2 separate regions of the Homo sapiens genome follow, and region 2 is linked to region 1. A link is an interaction called in ENCODE POLR2A ChIA-PET data of the cell type or tissue named here. Cell type or tissue: Panc1. All regions are shown on one strand. Each heading gives the region's core, and the rest is flanking DNA. Links, peaks and the distances in the headings are about the cores only. Region 1 overlaps CREBBP (CREB binding lysine acetyltransferase). Region 2 overlaps ADCY9 (adenylate cyclase 9).

Evidence for each region. Peaks named below come from ENCODE experiments on the same cell type or tissue, not always from the same donor. Only the 100,000 strongest peaks of a DNase experiment are listed, where the experiment ranks them.
Region 2: POLR2A ChIA-PET joins it to region 1 with 14 read pairs; 6 of 35 experiments call an interaction of 5 or more read pairs at or near these places.

What each region holds. Positions count from the first base shown.
Region 1 is chr16:3,846,429-3,851,806 of GRCh38, forward strand. It overlaps CREBBP (CREB binding lysine acetyltransferase), which reads right to left. Exons shown (of 31, transcript NM_004380.3): 2 at 3,869-4,581. Among named protein-coding and RNA genes, the nearest start is that of CREBBP, 32 kb to the right of the region's middle. In Panc1, for the core only: no CTCF peak of the experiment used is centred there; no DNase peak of the experiment used is centred there.
Region 2 is chr16:4,098,098-4,103,475 of GRCh38, forward strand. The region is part of intron 2 of ADCY9 (adenylate cyclase 9); the gene reads right to left. Among named protein-coding and RNA genes, the nearest start is that of ADCY9, 16 kb to the right of the region's middle. In Panc1, for the core only: no CTCF peak of the experiment used is centred there; no DNase peak of the experiment used is centred there; H3K27ac peaks cover 4,137 bases.

The sequences.
Region 1 (5,378 bases), core at 51-5,050:
TTTTAATTCAGAAATTGCATGTCCAATAAATTATCTAGCAGATATGGTCACTCAGCTGTACAAAGATATATGTACAATGTGTTCAAAGCAAAACTGTGAAAACAGCAAAATACTGGGAATAACCTAAATGCTCAGCCTACATGGCACAAGTCCTTAAATTACGATATACCCAAATCAGGAATTCCTATTGTACCTATGAAGAATGACTGACAGCTACGCGGAGCATGGAAGAATTTCCAACTTGTATTGTTAAGTGGTGGGTGGGGAGGGGAACATCTACACTCACAAGAAAACGCTGTGTAATGCTACTCTTTATGTCTGGGGAGATAGCACACACATACCCACACCCCTCTCTCTACGCCTCTATACGCATACATCATCACTGGCAGGACAGATAAGAAATAATAGTTGCCTTTGGTGAGAATTTGGGAGAACCAAAATTCAAGAATTAAGAATTAACTCTCTGGTTCTTACTCTTAAGAGTATTTTTATGGTTGTTTGTCGTTAAACCATGTGCATGTTTACTTTCTAAAAACAAACTTTAAACAAGTCTGTGACCCATTAATTCTCCTTTTCAGAATCTAATCCATGACACATGTGTACAGGCATTGCTGCACTAGCAAAAAGTCAGAAACAATCCAAATGTTCATCCTCAGAGGATGAGATCAATAAATTATGATGTATCATATAATGGAATACTTTGCTATCAGTAAGAAAAAAAAATCTCTGTGCAGTGTCACAGAGGCCATCTAAGGTACACTGCCAAGTAAAACAGTAAGGTGCTTATGTAGTCTGGTTTCATTATGTATTTTAAATCTTTATCTGTAAGGAGGATGTTGCTCTTTTCCTACTATTTTAATTATTTCATAGGATATACTTCCTGTGTAATCGTTCTTAAAACAAAATTATCTTAAAAAAAGCGCCTTTTCCCTGTGCATCTTAAAATCTAGTTGGCTCTGCTATCGTAAGGTTCTAGAGAGGGAATGGTTTAAAATGGACTTGTCTCTCCCTCTTACTTTCTGCCCACCACTACTTGGTCTTTCATTCCACCCAAAGGCAACGACACATCTTTAAAAAAATGCACTCTATCCACCTCTAGTGGGCTGCTTTGAGATACCTATAGGAAACAAGAGACAACTGTCCCCAGCACGCTAACGAGGCTCACTTTCCAGTGACATCCACGAGTTGCTGTTGGAAAGAAAGACCACTCTGTATAAAGGAACCCCAGGATGGAATGAAAAGCCTGGGTGGACAGAGAAGCATGAAGTGTTACAGGTGTAATCAGCAAAGTCCAACTTCTGGAAGACACTCTCCAGGATAAATAGCAGACAACAACCAAAACATGTTTCTTCAGTAAATTGTAAGGATCCCACAGACCAACAGAGAACAGATTCTTAAGAGGCATATCAACTAACTGAAATGTAGATTTTGAGTAAAAATCTATAAAAACTACTTATAGGCCGGGCGTGGTGGCTCACGCCTGTAATCCCAGCATTTTGGGAGGCAGAGGCAGGTGGCTCGCTTGAGGTCAGGAGTTCGAGACCAGCTTGGCCAACATGGTGAAACTCCGTCTCTAATAAAAATATAAAAAGTTAGCCGGGAGCAGTGGCACGCGCCTGTAATCCCAGCTACTCAGGAGGCTGAGGCAGGACAATCACTTGAACCCAGGAGGCGGAGGTTGCAGTGAGCCCAGATGGTGCCACTGCACTCCAGACACTGGGCAACAGTGAAACTCCATCTCAGAAAAAAAAAAAAAAAATTACAACATATGAGACCACTGGAAACGTGACTATTCTGTGGATACTGGCTGACATGAAGTTACTGTTAAATCTGTTAACATGTGATAATGGCTTTGTGTTTAGGTGTACAAAGTCTAACTTCTACATACATGTTATCAAAAGCTCTTGAAGTGCAGTCCAGGGTCCCAGACCTTTCAGGGGGACCATGATGTCAAAACTATTTCCATAAAATCCTAAGATATGATTTGCCTTTTCCCTCTGATTCTCTCCCAAGAACACAGTAGATCTAGTTTTCTAGTTACTTTGTGATGTGTGATTCCACTGCACTGGACGGATGATGAAATGTGTTTCAATATTCTGTTTTACTATTTAATATAGTAAATATTGAGAGGTATACTGCACATGTTAAAGAAATCTCTTTGGGGTCCTCAGTAATTGTTAAGATTATTCAGGAGTCTTGAGATTAAAAAAAAGTTTGGGAATCATTGCTTTATACTATTATGTCGACTTCATATGATTTAAACTCTCCAGAATAGACAGAGTTTTAAAAGTAAGGAGTAGAGTGATGAATGAACTGGGAAAAGGAACAAGGATCAATCTCTCCAGGAACCATAAACCCATGAGAAATTCCTTCTCAATTGACACACTCATACAGACTCTTCTTAAAATGCCAGGTACAAGTAAAACTTAAGTTCACGTTCCTCTCTACTAACATTTCAAAAAAGACAAATGCAATTTAAACATTGAGCATTACTTCATCTTCATTTCTTAAGTTAAAAAAAAATCCTCTCGTTTCCGACATTCACAGGGTTTTGCATCCGTCACCCAACGCTCTCATCAACCTTCTGGGGAAACTGTGTTCTACTCTTATTCTCCCTCACCCCTACTTGGGACTAAACAAATCCAAAGAACAGCCCAAACTGATTTTCTGTTCTGGGATGTGCTGAATTCCACTGCCTGAAGACGTGCCTGGTGGCTGCTGTTGAGAAGCCTCTGGCCGCAGAGCATCCACAGTGTTTGTCACTTCAGTGGGAATAGGCTGCCCTTCCTTCTCTGTGCTCCTGTCAGTCCTGGGCTTTTCCAGCTGTCTCACATCTATCCAGGCATCTGCCTTCCCCCTTCTCCAAGTCCAGTTCCTACTCTAGAAGGCAGCTGCAAGGCTGGTGGCTGCAAATCCCAGTCCAGGCCTTTCCCTAGCAGAGCTCTTGGCCGTGTGTGTGTGTGTGTGTGTGTGTGTGTGTGTGTGTGTGTGTGTGTGTGTGTGTGTGTGTGTGTGTGTGTGTGTGTGTGTGTGTGTGTGTGTGTGTGTGTGTGTGTGTGTGATGTGCGTGACCTTGGAGCCACCTGGAGGCTGCTGCTTTTTTTTTTTTTTTTTTTTTTTTTCCAAGAGACAGGGTTTCGCCACATTGCCCAGGCTGGTCTCAAACTCCTAGAGTTGAGCTATCCACCCACCTTGGCCTCCCAAAGTGCTGGGATCACAGGCGTGAGTCACTGTGTCCAGCACCCATCTGGAGGCTTCTTAAAGCCCAGGCCCCACGCCGAGCTTCTGAGTCAATAAAGAAGTCTGCATTTCTAACAAGCTTCTAGGGGATGCTGCTGCTGCTGCTGGTCCAGGGGACCCCACTTGAAGAACCACTGCACTGGTGTTTCCTCTGGGACCCGAATGCCTGTGCTTCTCCCCGGCTCTGCCACCTCTTCCTTGTTAACATAGCAGGGAGTGAGCTGACAACCCTGGAACACAGCTTTCTCATTCAGTGAAATGGATACTGTGCCAACAGATACTTCACTGGATGGCCACAGAGGAGCATACAGACCAGTGATCACCTCCTCAGTGGGCAGTACACAGGCAGAAAGCAACCTCTACCAGGTTCACGGACACATTAGGCCCTGTACTTTCCAACTGCCTGACCTGCAAGCTGTCCTACTTCTTTAAGAATTCTCATTTTAAAGACAGAAATGGGGCAGAGATCTTTATCCTAGAAAGAAATCTGTCTCTTCCAAGCATGAGTGGCACGTGGAGAGCCCAAGAGGAAAAACAGGAGTGGGCCACGTGGTCCCATTTTACGCATTACTCGGAGGGAAAGCCCGCGGTTAGGTAGGAAGTATTGAAAGTGCTTCAGTTCACTTACCTTGGCCATGCCTCCTGCCTGTGCGGTGTTCAGTCCCGCGTGACCAGTCATTTGCGGGGAAACCTGCGTTAGGGTCTCAGCCAGCACGCTGCTCGAGGCGCCCTGCATGGCTGGAGTAGGGTACGGCATTCCAGCTCCCCTTCCTCTGCCAGCAGCCCCAAGAGATCCATTCATGACTTGCGCCTGCCCTTGTGAAGCCTGATTAATTAAGCTATGGCCAGAGTTACTATTGAGGAGGCCTGGGTGGGTCTGGTTAAAGTTAGCATTCATGCAGATACCAGGTCCAGTCTGTGACGTGGCAGGGCTGCTAGTCGCCAGCCCCACTTGCTTTTGTGCTTGCGGATTCAGTGCTTGGGAGGCAGCGGGGGTGGGCCCAGAGGTGCTGGCTGCCTGTTTAGGCAGGCTGGGGGCTGAAGAATCTCCCTGGCTCAGAGGGCTCTTGCCCATGGCACTGAGGCTGGCCATGTTAGCACTGTTCGGCTGCCCTTGAGCCTGGCCACCCAGGCCCTGCTGCACGGGGCTGCTGGCGCTCACATTTCCTATTCCTGGGTTGATACTAGAGCCGCTGCCTCCTCGTAGAAGCTCCGACAGTTGTTTATGTTTGGAAGCAGCATCTGGAACAAGGTTCCCACTGTTTAAAAGGCCTAATTCTCCTCCATTGGGTATCAGCTCATCAGGAAGATCATTTTCCAAGTCAAACAATGATCCAAAATCTAGAAATTAAACAGAAATGGAAATGAGAAACTAAGCAACCTTTACAGCTCTCCAACTGCCACGTTTCTATGATCTTAACCTAATGGGGCATTCAGCACGAACACTAGCATGTCTTAAGAGTCATGTCATTAGCTGGGTGTGGTAGCGCATGCCTGTAATCCCAGCTACTCGGGAGGCTAAGGCAGGAGAATAGCTTGAACCCGGGAGGTGGAGGATGCGGTGAGCCAAGATCACGCCATTGCACTCCAGCCTGGGCAACAAGACCGAAACACCGTCTCAAAAAAAAAAAAAAAATTAAAAAAAAAAAAAAAAAAAGAGTAATGTCAAAATGATTTACAAGTTTGTTTGGGAAAATAAAGAAAAAATACCCTTCAAATTCTGAAGACAGAAAAGTTAAACAGAGATGAGAAGGACAGCCCTACTATATTTATCATATTCTAAAACAATAATTAAATAGTGTGGTGTTGAGGGCAAACTCAGATATACAAATTAAAAGAAAACAATGGGAAGACTCCAAATTCACTGAATTATAATTTTAAAATGCTTTTAAGAATGTATGTGTGGCCGGGCATGGTGGCTCAAGCCTGTAATCCCAGCACTTTGGGAGGCTGAGGCAGGCGGATCACGAGGTCAGGAGAGCGAGACCATCCTGGCTAACACGGTGAAACCCCGTCTCTAGTAAAAAGACAAAAAATTAGCCGGGCGCGGTGGCGGGCGCCTGTAGTCCCAGCTACTCGGGAGGCTGAGGCAGGAGAATGGCGTGAACCCGGGAAGCGGAGCTTGCAGTGAGCCGAGA
Region 2 (5,378 bases), core at 321-5,320, 250 kb after region 1:
AGGGAATTCCTGGAGTTGGGCCTTCTGGAATGTTCCACAGCGGTCCTGAGGGATGGGGTTTGCTGGGCTGGGGGAGGACTCCTCAGTCTGCAAACATGTCATCTACGTTTTGGTTTGGGATTTTTTGTTTTGTTTTGTTTTTGTTTTTGGTTTTTTTTTTTGAGACAGAATCTCACTCTGTCACCCAGGCTGGAATGTAGTGGTGCAATCTCAGCAACCTCTGCCTCCCGGGTTCAAGTGATTCTCCTGTCTCAATTTCCCGAGTAGCTGGGACTACAGGTGCACGCCACCAAGCCCGGCTAATTTTTGTATTTTTAGTAGAGATGGGGTTTCACCATGTTGGCCAGGTTGGTCTCAAACTCCCGACCTCAGGTGATCCGCCCGCCTCGGCCTTCCAAAGTGCTGGGATTACAGGCATGAGCCACTGTGTCTGGCCTGTAATATTCATTCATTTATTCATTCATTCATTCAGCCAATATTATCAGGCATGTATTATATGCCTGGCTATATTCCCAGCACTAGGAACACAGCAGGAAGTAAAACATGGAAAATTCCTGCTCTTAAGATACATTCCAGTGGCGTGGAAACAGATTATAAACAAAATAAGTCAAATACATATGATGCAAGATGGAAAAGAGAGTGGCCGGCCCATCGTTCCAGGAGGCACTGTTGAGAGCAAGGCTCCTACTAAGGGATTTCCTAGAGTTGGGCCTTCTAGAACATTCCGCAGCTGTCCTGGGGGATGGAGTTTGCTGCAGGACTCCTCAGTCTGCAAACAGGTCATCTACATTTTGGTTTGGGATTTTTTTTTATTGTTTTGGTTTTGTTTTGTTTTGCTTTGTTTTGTTTTTGGAGACAGAGTTCTCACCGTGTCACCCAGGCTGGAGTGCAGTGGTGTGATCTCAGCTCACTGCAACCTCTGCCTCCCAGGTTGAAACAATTCTCCTGCCTCAGTTTCCCGAGTAGCTGGGATTACAGGTGTGCGCCACGACACCCGGCTAATTTTTGTATTTCCAGTACAGACAGGGTTTCCCCATGTTGGCCAGGCTGGTCTCAAACTCCTGACCTCAAGTGATCCACCCGCCTCAGCTTCCCAAAGTGCTGGGATTACAGACGTGAACCACCACGCCCGGCCTTTTTATTGTTTTTTTATCACGATTTACCTACATTCACAGACACCTGCCCCTCAACAGGCATTAGTGGGAAGATACAGAAAGAAATTCTACATTGCTCTCAATTGTAGGAATGCAAATTAAAGCTTCCAAGGAACTCGAAGATGCACAAACCGTTTCTTGGGTGGCATTATTTCCTCATAGAAACATGCATATACTATTCATTTTCTTTTCAAAAAAGATGAGGGTAAACTTTAGCTCAGTCTCTCTGAATAAACATATCAGACAAACAGAATTAATGAGATTTTAATACCTATAATTTCTCAACTCTTTAAAAAGGTTACTAAAAGGGTATGAAAGTTATCAAAGACCACTGGGGTTGCATGAAGAGGACTCAGCAGCCAACTTAAAGGGGCTCCCATGGGCCCCAAATGGGACAATCTGAGCATCAAAAATCATGTATCTGTAATGGAATGAAATACATCAAATAAGCTAAAATCCAAGAGTTTATATTGATTCTTGAAAAAAATCACCTTTGGAGGACGTTAAGAAACCATCTCAGCTGGGTGCCTTGGCTCACGCCTGTAATCCCAACACTTCGGGAGGCCAAGGCAGGAGGATGGCTTGAGCCCAGGAGTTTGAGACCAGCCTAGGCAACATGGCAAGACCCTGTCTCTCTCAAAAATTTGAAAAAATCAGCTGGGCGTGGTGGTGCACATGTGCAGTCACAGGGAGGCTGAGGTACGAGGAGCACTTGACCCTGGGAGGTTGATATAGTTTAGCTCTGTGTCCCCACCCAAATCTCATCTTGAATTGTAATCCCCATGTGTCGAGGGAGGGACCTGGTGGGAGGGGACTAGATCATGGGGGTGGTTTCCCCCATGCTGTTCTCGTGAGAGTGAGGGAGTTCTCACGAGACCTGATGGTTTAAAAGTGGCAGTTCCCCCTTCGCATGCTCTCTCTCTCACTCTCTCTCTCTCCTGACACCATTTAAGATGCGCCTTGTTTCTCCTTCATCTTCTGCCATGATTGTAAGTTTCCTGACGCCTCCCCAGCCATGCAGAACTGTGCCAATTAAACCTGCTTTCTTTATAAATTACTCAGTCTCAGGTAGCATCTTTTTTGTTTGTTTGTTTCTGAGATGGGGTCTCACTCTGTTGCCCAGGCTGGAGTACAGTGGCGCGATCTGGGCTCACTGCAACCTCCACCTTCTAGGTTCCAGCGATTCTCCTGCCTCAGCCTCCCAAGTAGCTGAAATTAGAGGCGTATGCCACCACGCCTGGCTAATTTTTTGTATTTTTAGTAGACACGGGGTTTTGCCATGTCGGACAGGCTGGTCTCGAACTCCTGAGCTCAAGTGATCCGCCCGCCTCAGCCTCCGAAAGTGCTGGGATTACAGGCGTGAGCCATGCACCTGGCCTCAGGTAGCAACTTTATAGCAGTGTTAGAATGGTCTGATACAGGTGGAAGCTACAGTGAGCCGAGATTATGCCACTGCACTCCAACCTGGGCAAAGGAGTGAGACTCTTGTCTCAAAAAAAAAAAAAAAGAAAAGAAAAAAACAAACTCAGTCTGTAAATGGTATAGAAAGGGAAAGAACCAAGCAAATAAAAGCATCTAAACACACACGGCTCCCAGGATCCTAGGATTTCACAGTGGCTGAGACAGCAGGATACGTGAGGGCAGGGTACATGACAGCAGGGTAAATGCAGAGAGCTAAAGACAGGTATCGTTGTTTTGGCTGTTGCTGCCACTGCTAAGAAAATTATTCCAACTTTCAGTAACACTAGCTCTTCTCTACTGACAGGTATTATGTGCCAAGAACTTTTCTAAGAACTTGTATTTTCTCATTTAATCCTCGCAGCAATTCTGTGAGATGGGTACTAGTGTTTTCTAATACAGCCTTTGGGTTTAAATACTGGCTCCACCATTTAGTATCCCTTTCTGGCTGTGTGATCATCACAAGTTACCTAACCTCTCTGTGCTTCAGTCTTCTCATCTATAAAATAGAGATCATCTCAACCCTATCTGTAATACAGTCAGGAAGTCTAGTACAATATTTGTTCAGGTGATTTTTTTTTTTTTTTTTGAGACAGAGTCTTGCTCTGTCACCCAGGCTGAGTACAGTGGTGCAATCACAGCTCACTGCAGCCTCGACCACCTGGGCTCAAACGATCCTCCCATCTCAGTCTGCCAAGTAGCTTGGAATACAGGCACATGCCACCATGCACGGCTAATTATTTATTATTTTTAGAGACAGGGTCTCACTATGTTGCCCAGACTGGTCTCGAGCTCCTGGACTCAAGCGATCCTCCTACCTTGGCCTTCCAAAGTGCTGGGATTATAGACATGACCACTGCACCTGGCCTGTACAGATTATTTGATCACTGTCTACTTCCCTTTCTAGGCGTCATGCCCCAAGAGGGCAGGGGCCACCCCTCTATCTCCAGAACCTAGTCCTCGCCTTGCCAATGGTAGGAACCCATTCAATATTTAATGAATAAACAAATGAGTTTACAGTAGGATACAGTACAGTTGAAAAAAACCACTCTAGTTCAAACCACGGCCAATAGCTGGAGTTGCACAGCTGAAGATCTGCTTATAATTCCTCAACCATCGAGGGGCCCATCATCTTAAGAACCTCCAGGCTCTGGGGAACTGAAGCAGCCTAGGAACGAGCCTGCTGAACCCCCGAGGGTTTTCAGTAAAGAGGCTGCCAAGTTCGGCAGCTAGAGTTTAACCAGGGCGAGCTATCAGTATTTTGTATTTTGGACACTTGCCCTTTTTATTACGAGAAACTGACACAATCACAGTCCCTAGTGTGTTCTAGGTTTCGGTACTGAACGACACAAGATGTGCGCCAGATTGAGCGCAGGAAGAAAGAAACACCCTTTAGTGCAATACGAAATGTGACTCAGCCAGCGGGGAGCGTTAGTTATTGATGGAATGGCTGTCCACCATCGAGTCACTATGCAAATAAGTGCTTTTCTTGCATTATCCCAGTTGATTCTCCCAACGACCCTCTGACAGAGACACCATCATTCCTATAAATTGCAGCGCCCCTAGGTAGCTTGCCCAAAGTCCCACAGTTAGGAAACCATACAACCGAGAATTAAGCCCGAATGTATCAGAAATCAAAATCCAAGCACCCAACCATTCAAGGGTGAGCCCTTCCAAAAAAAATTTACAGAAACAAAGTTGATGGTTGTTTCTTTGTTTGTTTGTTTGTTTTTGAGATGGAGTTTCGCTCTTGTTGCCCAGGCTAGAGAGCAGTGGCATGATCTCAGCTCACCGCAACCTCCGCCTCCTGGATTCAAGCAATTCTCCTACCTCAGCCGCCCGAGTAGCTGGGACCACAGGCATGTGCCACCATGCCTGGCTAATTTTGTGTTTTTAGTAGAGACGGGGTTTCTCCATGTTGGTCAGGCTGGTCTCGAACTCCCGACCTCAGGTGATCCGCCCGCCTCGGCCTCCCAAAGTACTGGGATTACAGGCGTGACTCACTGCGCCCAGCCATGTGTTTGTTTTTTGAGGCAGAGTCTCGCTCTGTCGCCCAGGCTGGAATGCAGTGGTGCCATCTCGGCTCACTGCAGCCTCCGCCTCCCAGGTTCAAGTGATTCTCCTGCCTCAACCTCCTGAGTAGCTGGGATTACAGGTGCCCACCACCACGCCTGGCTAATTATAGTATTTTTAGGAGAGACGGAGCTTCACCGTGTTGGCCAGGCTGGTCTCCAACTCTTGACCTCAGGTGATCCACCCACCTCGGCCTCCCAAAGCGCTGGTATTACAGGCACGAGCCATGGCCAGCTCGAAGTTGATGGTCTTTATCACACACTTTGAACATGAGCAACAAAGATTTACCAGAATCACAAAAGATTTTTAAGGATTTTGTAAGAAAAGGTCAATGTATGAACTAAGGTCACTTGCTATTTCCACAGGCAATATGTAATGGGTGTGACAACTCCAATTGGCGTTGTTTCACACACATGAGAATGCGTGTTTGGGTGGCACATACAAAACCCTCAGTCTTCCCATCTTGCAGCCCAGCTAGCGAAGCAGTACTCAAAGTGTGATCCGCAGATCCCTAGAGGTCCTTGAGGCCTTTGCAAGGCATCTGTGGAGTCTAAACTATTTGCACAATGACACTAAGACAGCATTTGCCTTCTTCAGTGTTGACACTTGCAGTGACAGTGCAGAAGAAGCCATGGGTGAAACTGCTAGTGCCTGAGCAGGTCCCGATGCAGGGAAACCAAACTGCACTAGCCC